Regions from separate parts of the Homo sapiens genome. Here region 1 is linked to region 2. A link is an interaction called in ENCODE POLR2A ChIA-PET data of the cell type or tissue named here. Cell type or tissue: MCF 10A. All regions are shown on one strand. Each heading gives the region's core, and the rest is flanking DNA. Links, peaks and the distances in the headings are about the cores only. Region 1 overlaps EEPD1 (endonuclease/exonuclease/phosphatase family domain containing 1). Region 2 overlaps LOC105375233 (a long non-coding RNA gene).

Region 1 (4,393 bases), core at 121-4,120, 120 kb before region 2:
CGAACCTCTCCTGATAGAAATAGTCACCTAAAGTCCCCAGAGCAAGCCCTGGGTCCATTTGTCATTGATGCTGAAGAGAATATGTGGCCTTGTCAGATGCCCCATCTGCTGAGGGCAGACCATGGCCTCATACTCCATCTGCTATGGACCTAAGTAAGACCCCACACCCAGGACACAGCTGTGGCTGAGGGGAAGGGTAAGGTGAACACCTTGCATCATGTTAAAATAATACAGAGGCATGTGTGTCAGCCCCAGGATTTCTTATTATATATGCCTCTGCACCTATCTCATAGAAACCTCAGAGCATTTCAAACAAGCTACCTGCTGAATCTCACACTATCCACAATATAGGCAAGTCTTGCCAGTTTTTACCTCTAAAAGGCTTCTCATCTCTGCCCACTTCCCCATCTCCCCAGAGATCATTGCCTTTAGCTTGAATCCTGCAACAGCTTCTTCACTCAACTCCCAGGACCCTCTCCATGCACGCCCCGCCCCCCACCACCTCCCAGCAGTCAGACTATCTGGTAAGAGGTCATTTCTTCAGCCTCTGCTTCTAACCTTCTGTGGCCTCCTCCTGCTGTTACAAGAAGTCTTGAAGGCCCCACCTGATCTGGCCTGGCCTTGCTCTGCGGCCCCACCCACCCGCCACTCTAGAACTCTGGCCTTCTGTCTGGAGCCAGCACTCTCAGGGCCTCTGCACTTGCCAATTCCTCCATGGAGCATTCTTTTCCCTGGCTTCTTCCGTGCCTGGCTTCTTCTCATCCATCAGCTTTCAGCTGAGGCATTCTTTGACCCCCATCTAAATAGGCTTCTCTTCACCTCACCTCCATCACCCTCAGCATGCACCACTATCTGTAATGATTGATGTGTGTGTTGACCTGTTTGTCTTTCCTCCTAGAACAGAAGTTCCATGAGTGCAGGGACTTTGTCTTGTTCTCCACTTTATTACCAGAGCCTGATACAGAACCTGGTACCTAGTGAGAGCTCCAAACAGATCTGCTAACTGAATGAATGAATGGATGGATGGGTGAATGAGTGAGTAAGAAAGGAATGGATAGCCCCTGGGAAAATCAACACCATCAAACTCCCAAAGAACCTTGGAATCAGACCCAAAATGGGCCCAGCTTCCTTGTAAAACAAAAGTCACACCTTTCCCTTTAGTGAGATAAACCCTAAGTTCTGCCTACATTGGAAGTTCCCTGCATTCACACTGTCTTCTCTTACAAATCCACAACACTCTTACTACCGACCATCTTTCTATTTAGAAACACCTTAGAGTTCCTTGGCTCAGAAAACTGGAACTTGATCTTGGAGTCAGGCCCAAGGTCACAGACTCACACTTGAGGGGCTGGGTGGAGGAGCCCTGACGCCTTTTGGATTGGCTCTACCTCTGGCCTCAAGCCCCATCCTTTAGAGGAACAAAAACGGGAAAAAACAGAGGCCCCCAGAGGCCTGACACAATCTCAGGGTTGTAGGGAAGCCCTCCTTTTCCCCAAGACCCTGATACCTGGCCAGCCAAAGGCAGGGAGGAAATGTGGGTGGGCTGGGAGTCAGAGGCAGCAGAAGGGCATGGAGTTTGGGAAAAGACACGCCTAATCTGGCCTAATCCCTCCGCTTTGAAAGTAGACAAACTTCAAATCCTGACTCCAATATCTACATTTCTGAAGGCCACACAGATGCTATTTAACCTCTCAGAGCCTCAGTTTCCAAAAGTGTCAAAATGGATTTCACAATTTCTACTTTAAGAGGATTGATGGGCATTCTGTCCCCAGATGTTACGTCTGGCTGCATCCACCCACCCTTCAACCTCCCAGGGTGAGCCTATTGTTCATATGAGAAAAATACAACCATGTATCAATCACTCCTTTTGACCTGCCCCAAAACTCTAGGTTTACTAGACTGTTTTGAGGCTGGGCCACACAAACTAATCTACATTGACTTAAGTTTGGTAAGTAACAGGGCGAAGCTGATCCCTGAAATTAGCTTATATATGCACACAGCAGACATTCAATACATATTTTTCAATGAATGAATCAAATGACAAGATGGGATATGTTTATATTGATCCTACTAATCAAGTCTAATAAAGTAAAATCTTTTTTCACTATCAGTGCTTGTTGCTAGGCATTAATCCACCTTGTGCTTTGATATCACAGACATGTGGCAAAAAAATTGATTTAAGCCATTACAGGGCTAAAGACTTTGACACTCAAGTTCTCTTCTTATGTAGGCCACAGGGAAAATGAGCAAGTGGGATGTTAAATCTTCTTATTTCTTTTGGAGATTATCTTTCAGCTCCCTTAGGGTTTATACTTTCAATAACCAAAGAGACTCTCAAAACAGAATGACTTCCCAGCAAAAAATAAATAAGTAAAAATGAAATATTAACCAATTTTCATTCCAGATGTGGACTACCTCCAAATTTTGCAAGCATATTTAGCAGGAACATTCCCCTTTAATCTTGTTCCATAAATACCGAACAAGGAAGAGTATTGCCTAAGACTGAGATTTGGCAAAATAATCTAATGAAACCTGTCAGTTCTGTGCTACCAGCATGGCATCCCTGAAGGCTCCTGGTGACTGTATGATTATCAAATAATGCTGTCCTACCTCACGCCTCACTTGCAAAACAGTTTCTTATAGCTCACACATGCTGTAAGAAGGTTAAAGAGAAGACTCTAACTCCCATCCCATACAGCTACCCTTCAGCCTAAGAAAACACACCTACTAAAGCAAATTCACAGCCAGCTATTCCCTTTGCAAAGGAACTGCCTAAGGGTATCTTTAAAATCCCTTTACAATGGATTTAATTTAAGACACTGTGACTGGCTCACAATTTAGCAAGTGCGCCTGATGAGGGAGAGGATGGGTGTCTAACCAAGAGGCAGGTTAAAGGTGTCGTGCTTACAAAACACAGCATGCTTGCAAAGGGCATAGGTCTAAAGTGAGAAGGTCTGGGTCGCAGTCCCAGCTGAGTCACTAAGGAGCTGCCTGATAGAGTCATGTCATCTAACTTACTTGATTTTAGTTTCCTTACCCAGAGATGAAGAATCATTAATAAAAGTCAGTGTTACCTACATCCCAGACTTACTAGGAAAATCAAGTAAATGGGAAAGCTGTTAGAAAGCACGAAGGCATACCCAAAAGTTAGGAAACTCTTTTATTACAGGTACACATGGATGTAAATAAGAGCCACCCAGAAATCACCTGCACCCATTCTTGCTCATACTAAATGTATTTCCTCTTACTAATACGGGAACAATTGGAAGGGGAGAGATTTCTGTGAATCAGGACGAACACACAGCTCTTGGAGAATGGGTGCTGCTATCATTGAGGACACGAGATCTACTCTGTGACAGCTTTTGATACCCTAGGACAGTCATACAGACAAAGCACTCACCCTACTCTGAAGGGGATCAGGCCCTGAGTCCATTAGTTCATGTTTACTAAACATTAACAATGTGCTAGGAGTGTCTGGAATACTGAATCCATTGTGACCAGGCAAAGAGAACCATCAACCTCCAACACATTTGGCCAAGAGTGAGAATGTGACGGTGCGGGTCACCTTCCCAGTCACTTACAGGTGATCCCTTCTACACCCTGGTGGGTTTGGGTAAACTTTTCCTGTACTCTTGCCTGACGACAGTAGTTCAATGTCTTCAGCAAATCATCATCTCTCTAGGAAACCCAAAGAAGAAAAAAACAGGACAACCTTCACACTGGACAAGAGTCGTGAGGTCTCCTGCTCAGTGGGCTGCAGGGTGGAGCCAGCGCTGAGGCCAGCCGTCTTTGCTCACTCTCCTATTCTCTACCCTTCACATTCATAGGTCCTAGAAGATGAATAAGCTCCTCAACGCTTGGTCAGAAAGAATATCACAAGGTTGAATAATTATAAGGATGATCAAAACAATCAAAGGGGAAAATAAAAATGACAGTTGTACCTTGGTATCTGCAGAGATTGATTCCAGGAGCCCCTGTGATACCAAAATCCATGATGCTCAAGTCCCTGATATAAAATGGCATATTATTTACATATAACCTATGCACATCCTCCAGTATATTTTAATTCATCTTTAGATTACTTAGAATGCCTAATACAATGTAAATGTTATGTAAATAGTTACCATACTGGATTGTTTAGGGAATGACAAGAAAAAACTCGACATGTTCAGTATAGACACAACTTTTTTTTTTCCTGAATATTTTCCATCTACAGTTGGTTGAATCCATGGATGTGGAACCCACAGGTATGGAGGGCCGACTAGACCTGGAAAGTTCTGCATGAATTCACTAACCCTGCCAGAGGAAGGGGCTTCCAAGAGACAGAGGGACAGCTGATTGCCTAACACCTAGTACAATGGTTCTCAAACTTTAGTGTGCATCAGAACCACCT
Region 2 (4,393 bases), core at 317-4,316:
TTGTTGTTTTATTCCTCAAAAGAGGATGGATTATCTCTCAAATCACTGAGGTAAAGATGGAATTTTTAAGAAATAATGCTGGGATGAGTGGACCTCCATTTGGCGAAAGCAGCACAGAGGACAGTGTGCAGCATCCGGTGAGTCAGGGGGCGGTACAGCAGGAAGCAGGGGAGAGCGGACATGTCAGGAAAGGAACATCCCTGTCACCGGAAAGGAGTCCCGATCCAGACCCAAGAGAGGGCTTTTTTTTTTTTTTTTTTTGAGACAGAGTCTCTCTCTGTCGCCCAGGCTGGAGTGCTAGAACGCAGTGGCTCGATCTCAGCTCACTGCAAGCTCCGCCTCCCGGGTTCACGCCATTCTCCTGCCTCAGCCTCCCGAGTAGCTGGGATTACAGGCGCCCGCCACCACGCCTGGCTAATTTTTTGTATTTTTTAGTAGAGACAGGGTTTCACTGTGTTAGCCAGGATGGTCTCGATCTTCTGACCTCGTGATCCTCCCACCTCGGCCTCCCCAGAGTGCTGGGATTACAGGCATGAGCCACCGCACCCAGTCAAGAGAGGGATCTTGGATCTCGCACAACAAAGAACTTGAGGCAAGTCCATAAAGTGAAAGCAAGTTTATTAAGTAAAGGAATAAAAGAATGGCTACTCCATAGACAGAGCAGCCCTAAGGGCTGCTGGTTGCCCATTTTTATGGTTATTTCTTGATGATATGCTAAACAAGGGGTGGATTATTCATGTCTCCCCTTTTTAGACCATATAGGGTTACTTCCTGACATCGCCATGGCATTTGTAAACTGTCATGGAGCTGGTGGGAGTGTAGCAGTGAGGACGACCAGAGGTCACTCTCATTGCCATCTTGGTTTTGGTGGGTTTTAGCCAGCTTCTTTACTGCAACCTGTTTTATCAGCAAGGTCTTTATGACCTGGACCTTGTGCCGACCTCCTGTCTCACCCTGTGACTTAGAATGCCTTAACTGTCTGGGAAGGCAGCCCAGTAGGTCTTAGCCTTATTTTACCTAGTCCTTATTCAAGATGGAGTTGCTCTAATTCAAACGCCTCTGACACCCCAGCCACTTCAGCAGCCCTGGATGTCTCCTATCAGATTCTCCTGTGGCACCAAGCAGCCTTCGGTGCCAGGGGCAGAGCATCCCAGAGGCTCAGCTGGGTCCACTGCTGGAGGCAGGGGACACTGGAAATCCCAGCACCACTGGCCTGGCACCCACTGCCTAACAGACAAAGTTGGCTGTCAAACTCAGCTCTATTTCTAAATACAAATACTCCTCAGTTTATGACGGGGTTACATCCCAATAAATGCACCATGAGTTATAAAAATGATGAGTCAAAAATACATTTAATCCATCTAACCTACCGAACATCATGGCTTAGCCTAGTTTACCTTAAACGTTCTCAGAAAACATTTGCCTACAGTTCGGCAAAATTATCTAACACAAAGCCCTTTTTATAATAAAGCAATTTTTTCCTTTTTTTCTTTTTTTAGATGGAGTCTCACTCTGTTGCCCAGGCTGGAGTGCAGTGGCGCAATCTCAGCTCACTTCAACCTCCTCCTCCTGAGTTCAAGCAATTCTCCTCCTTCAGCCTCCTGAGTAGCTGGGATTACAGTCATGTGCCACCACGCCCAGCTAATTTTGTATTTTTAGTAGAGATGAAGTTTCACCATATGGCCAGGCTGGTCTCAAACTCCTGACCTCAAGTGATCTACCTGCCTCTGCCTTCCGAAGTGCTGGGATTACAGGCGTGAGCCACTGTGCTTGGCCTTTAATAAAATATTGAATAGCTTATGTAACTTCAACGCTGTACCGAAAGTGAAAAACAGAATGGTTGTATGGATACTCGAAGTATGATTTCTACTGAGCATGTACTGCTTTTGCACCATCATAAAGCTGAAAAATCATCTGTGGAAACATTGTAAGTCAAGGGCTGTCCCTACTGCACAATCCGCTCAGAGACCTGGGAGGGTGAGGCCGGCCAGATACAGCTTTTAAGCCACTGGTTTTCAGCATGCAGGAAACTGTTCCTTGGCACAAATTGCTGAGGAACTGATAACCATCTGTTGCCAAGGTAACCATTCTTCCAAGAAGGTCAAACAGAGAAACAACTCAGATAGTCAATAGTGATGTAATTTTGAACCCACCGGCTATCTGGCATCAAGTCAAAAAGCACAGCCAAAAGCCCGTACACATTTTTTTCTTTGCTTGCAACTTTCTTAAGAGTTCAGACATGGGAACCTTGTCCGCACCCCCGGCCTTTATAGCCAGAGGGAGCGGCAGTATTTGTCACTGTGCCTGGGAAAAAGAGGCCCTTTGTGGAGCAACTTGAGAAGGCTCCTGTGCCAGTCTCCCTCTCCCAGCCCTTGTCAATGCTGCTGCCGAGGCGAGCCCAGAGAACAGCCCGTCAACTCTTTTCAGGGCTGGGAAAGTCAGGCTTTCTGTCGCCTTGGCTGGGCTGAGGGACTTGGATCCCTGGTCTTCAGCCCAGGATTTGCAAAGAGGGATGGGAAACGTCAGACCTTTCACTGGTTGAGAACTGGGGACTTTCAGAACTGAAGAAAACCTTGACACTCTTTGGGTGCAGTCACCCTGCTCCCCCATTGATGAGAAATGGAACCTGGTGAAAGTCACACAGCTCTGGGTCCAGCAGTCTTGCTGCCAGAGGCAGAAGGTCTGAGAGAATCAAGCCTCAGGCCTGGCATCTCTATTTGCTGGACAACCCACGGCAGCATCCCCGCCTCTGTCACATGGCTCTGCTGGGTAGCACTGCCATGCCTGCTTCTGTTATCTCTCACGCTCTTCATTCCACACCTCCATCAGCTGCCTGGGAGTCTATCTGCAACACCACTAGCAGCCCAGACCTTCCCAGCCTGTCCAGTGGGGATCGGATTCCTGGAAGAGCAATGACAAACTCTTCAGGATATGACTTAAGACCTGATTGTGGAAAGAGGACAGGCTTTGAAATCAGCTAGACAAGTGCTCAAAATCTGAATCTGCAGTGGCTCATGCCTGTAATCTCAGCACTTTGGGAGGCTGAGGTGGGAGGATTGCTTGAGTCCAGGAGTTCAAGATCAGCCAGGCAACATAGTGAGAACCCCGTCTCTACCAAAGAAAAAAAAAAGAAAAGGAGCTGGGCATGGTGGTGCACACCTATGGTCCTAGCTATGTGGGAGGCTGAGTGGGGGTGGATTGCTTGAACCTAGAGGTCAAGGCTACAGTGAGCTGTGATTGGATCACTGCACTCCAGCCTGGGCAACAGAGAGAGAAAGAGAGAGAGAGAGAGAGAGAGACCCTGTCTCAAAAAAAAAAAAAAAAATCGGAATCTGTCATTTTCTTGTACTTTATACTGGTCACGTTACTTAATCTTCTGAGCTTTAATGGCCTCATTAGTAAAATGGAGATAATAATCCATACCACGGAAGGATTTAGGGATTCAATGAGAGTCTACAGAGTGCACACGGTGTTGGGTTTGGCACAGGGCGGTGCCCAGTAAGTGGCAGCTCTTCCATCTGGGATCCTCTATTTCCCCAGGCCTGTGTCTGTGGCTGCTGCAGGGCCCTTCACTTATGCCATTTGCTGTCTGCTTTACCTGGAGGTCATGGGTGTAACTTTTTCTCATTCCAAGTAAGTGCAGCTCCTCAAATGTTTCTTGAACACCAACAACGGGGTCCATGTTGAGTGCTGAGGATACAGGAGCCACTCTGCTGCAGTTTTGCCCCTCGGGCACTCAAGGCCAAATGAGAGAGAGGAGCAGTAAGTCAATCCCAGAGCAGTCACTTCACAGGATAGGACAGGTGACAGCGAGCTACAAACATCTGCCTGGGGGAGTCAGGTGAGGGCTTAGGGGGCTTCACGATTTGAGCATTGCCTAAACTGTCTCATTCCAACAGGAACCTGGGTCCTATTCCCATCCTAGGAATCTGGGGGCCTGGGTCCAGAGCAAAAGCATGGAGCCCAAGACACACAGACAGTGTCTGCGGGGAAGCCTGGATCAAGAACTCAGCGACTGTCAACTCTGGGCCAAGTCCCAAGAAATTCCCAAGAGCCCAAGGCAGGCATTCGGTGCACTTGATTTATTGAAGGGGTCCTCTCAAGCCCAGGGGAGTGAGGGAGGAAGGAGAAGGCAGGGGATGCAGTCTCAGCTGGAGCCGAGCTTCAGCCTTCCTACAGAGCTCCAGAGCAGGAACCGCAGCACCGTGTCGGCTTTACCAGAAGACAAAGGGGCCAGGCTTTTGTACCCTGTGCCAGTCAGTCATTAGCTCTGGGTTTTGGAGAAGGTGGTGGGTGTGCCTGGGTGAGCCAATTCCTGCTGGGCTGATGACAATTCTGTAGGGGAGGGCAACCCTGAGCGCCCTGAGCCCACACTCCTAGCTCCCAGAGGGTG

Evidence for each region. Peaks named below come from ENCODE experiments on the same cell type or tissue, not always from the same donor. Only the 100,000 strongest peaks of a DNase experiment are listed, where the experiment ranks them.
Region 1: POLR2A ChIA-PET joins it to region 2 with 6 read pairs; 3 of 35 experiments call an interaction of 5 or more read pairs at or near these places.

The regions. Positions count from the first base shown.
Region 1 is chr7:36,156,781-36,161,173 of GRCh38, reverse strand. All of the region lies in intron 2 of EEPD1 (endonuclease/exonuclease/phosphatase family domain containing 1), which reads right to left. Among named protein-coding and RNA genes, the nearest start is that of EEPD1, 5.7 kb to the right of the region's middle. RefSeq lists an enhancer at 2,566-3,086. In MCF 10A, for the core only: no CTCF peak of the experiment used is centred there; no DNase peak of the experiment used is centred there.
Region 2 is chr7:36,035,194-36,039,586 of GRCh38, reverse strand. LOC105375233 (a long non-coding RNA gene) reads right to left here. Exons shown (of 4, transcript NR_187894.1): 4 at 3,334-3,735. Among named protein-coding and RNA genes, the nearest start is that of EEPD1, 120 kb to the left of the region's middle. In MCF 10A, for the core only: no CTCF peak of the experiment used is centred there; a DNase peak (open chromatin) is centred at 2,246.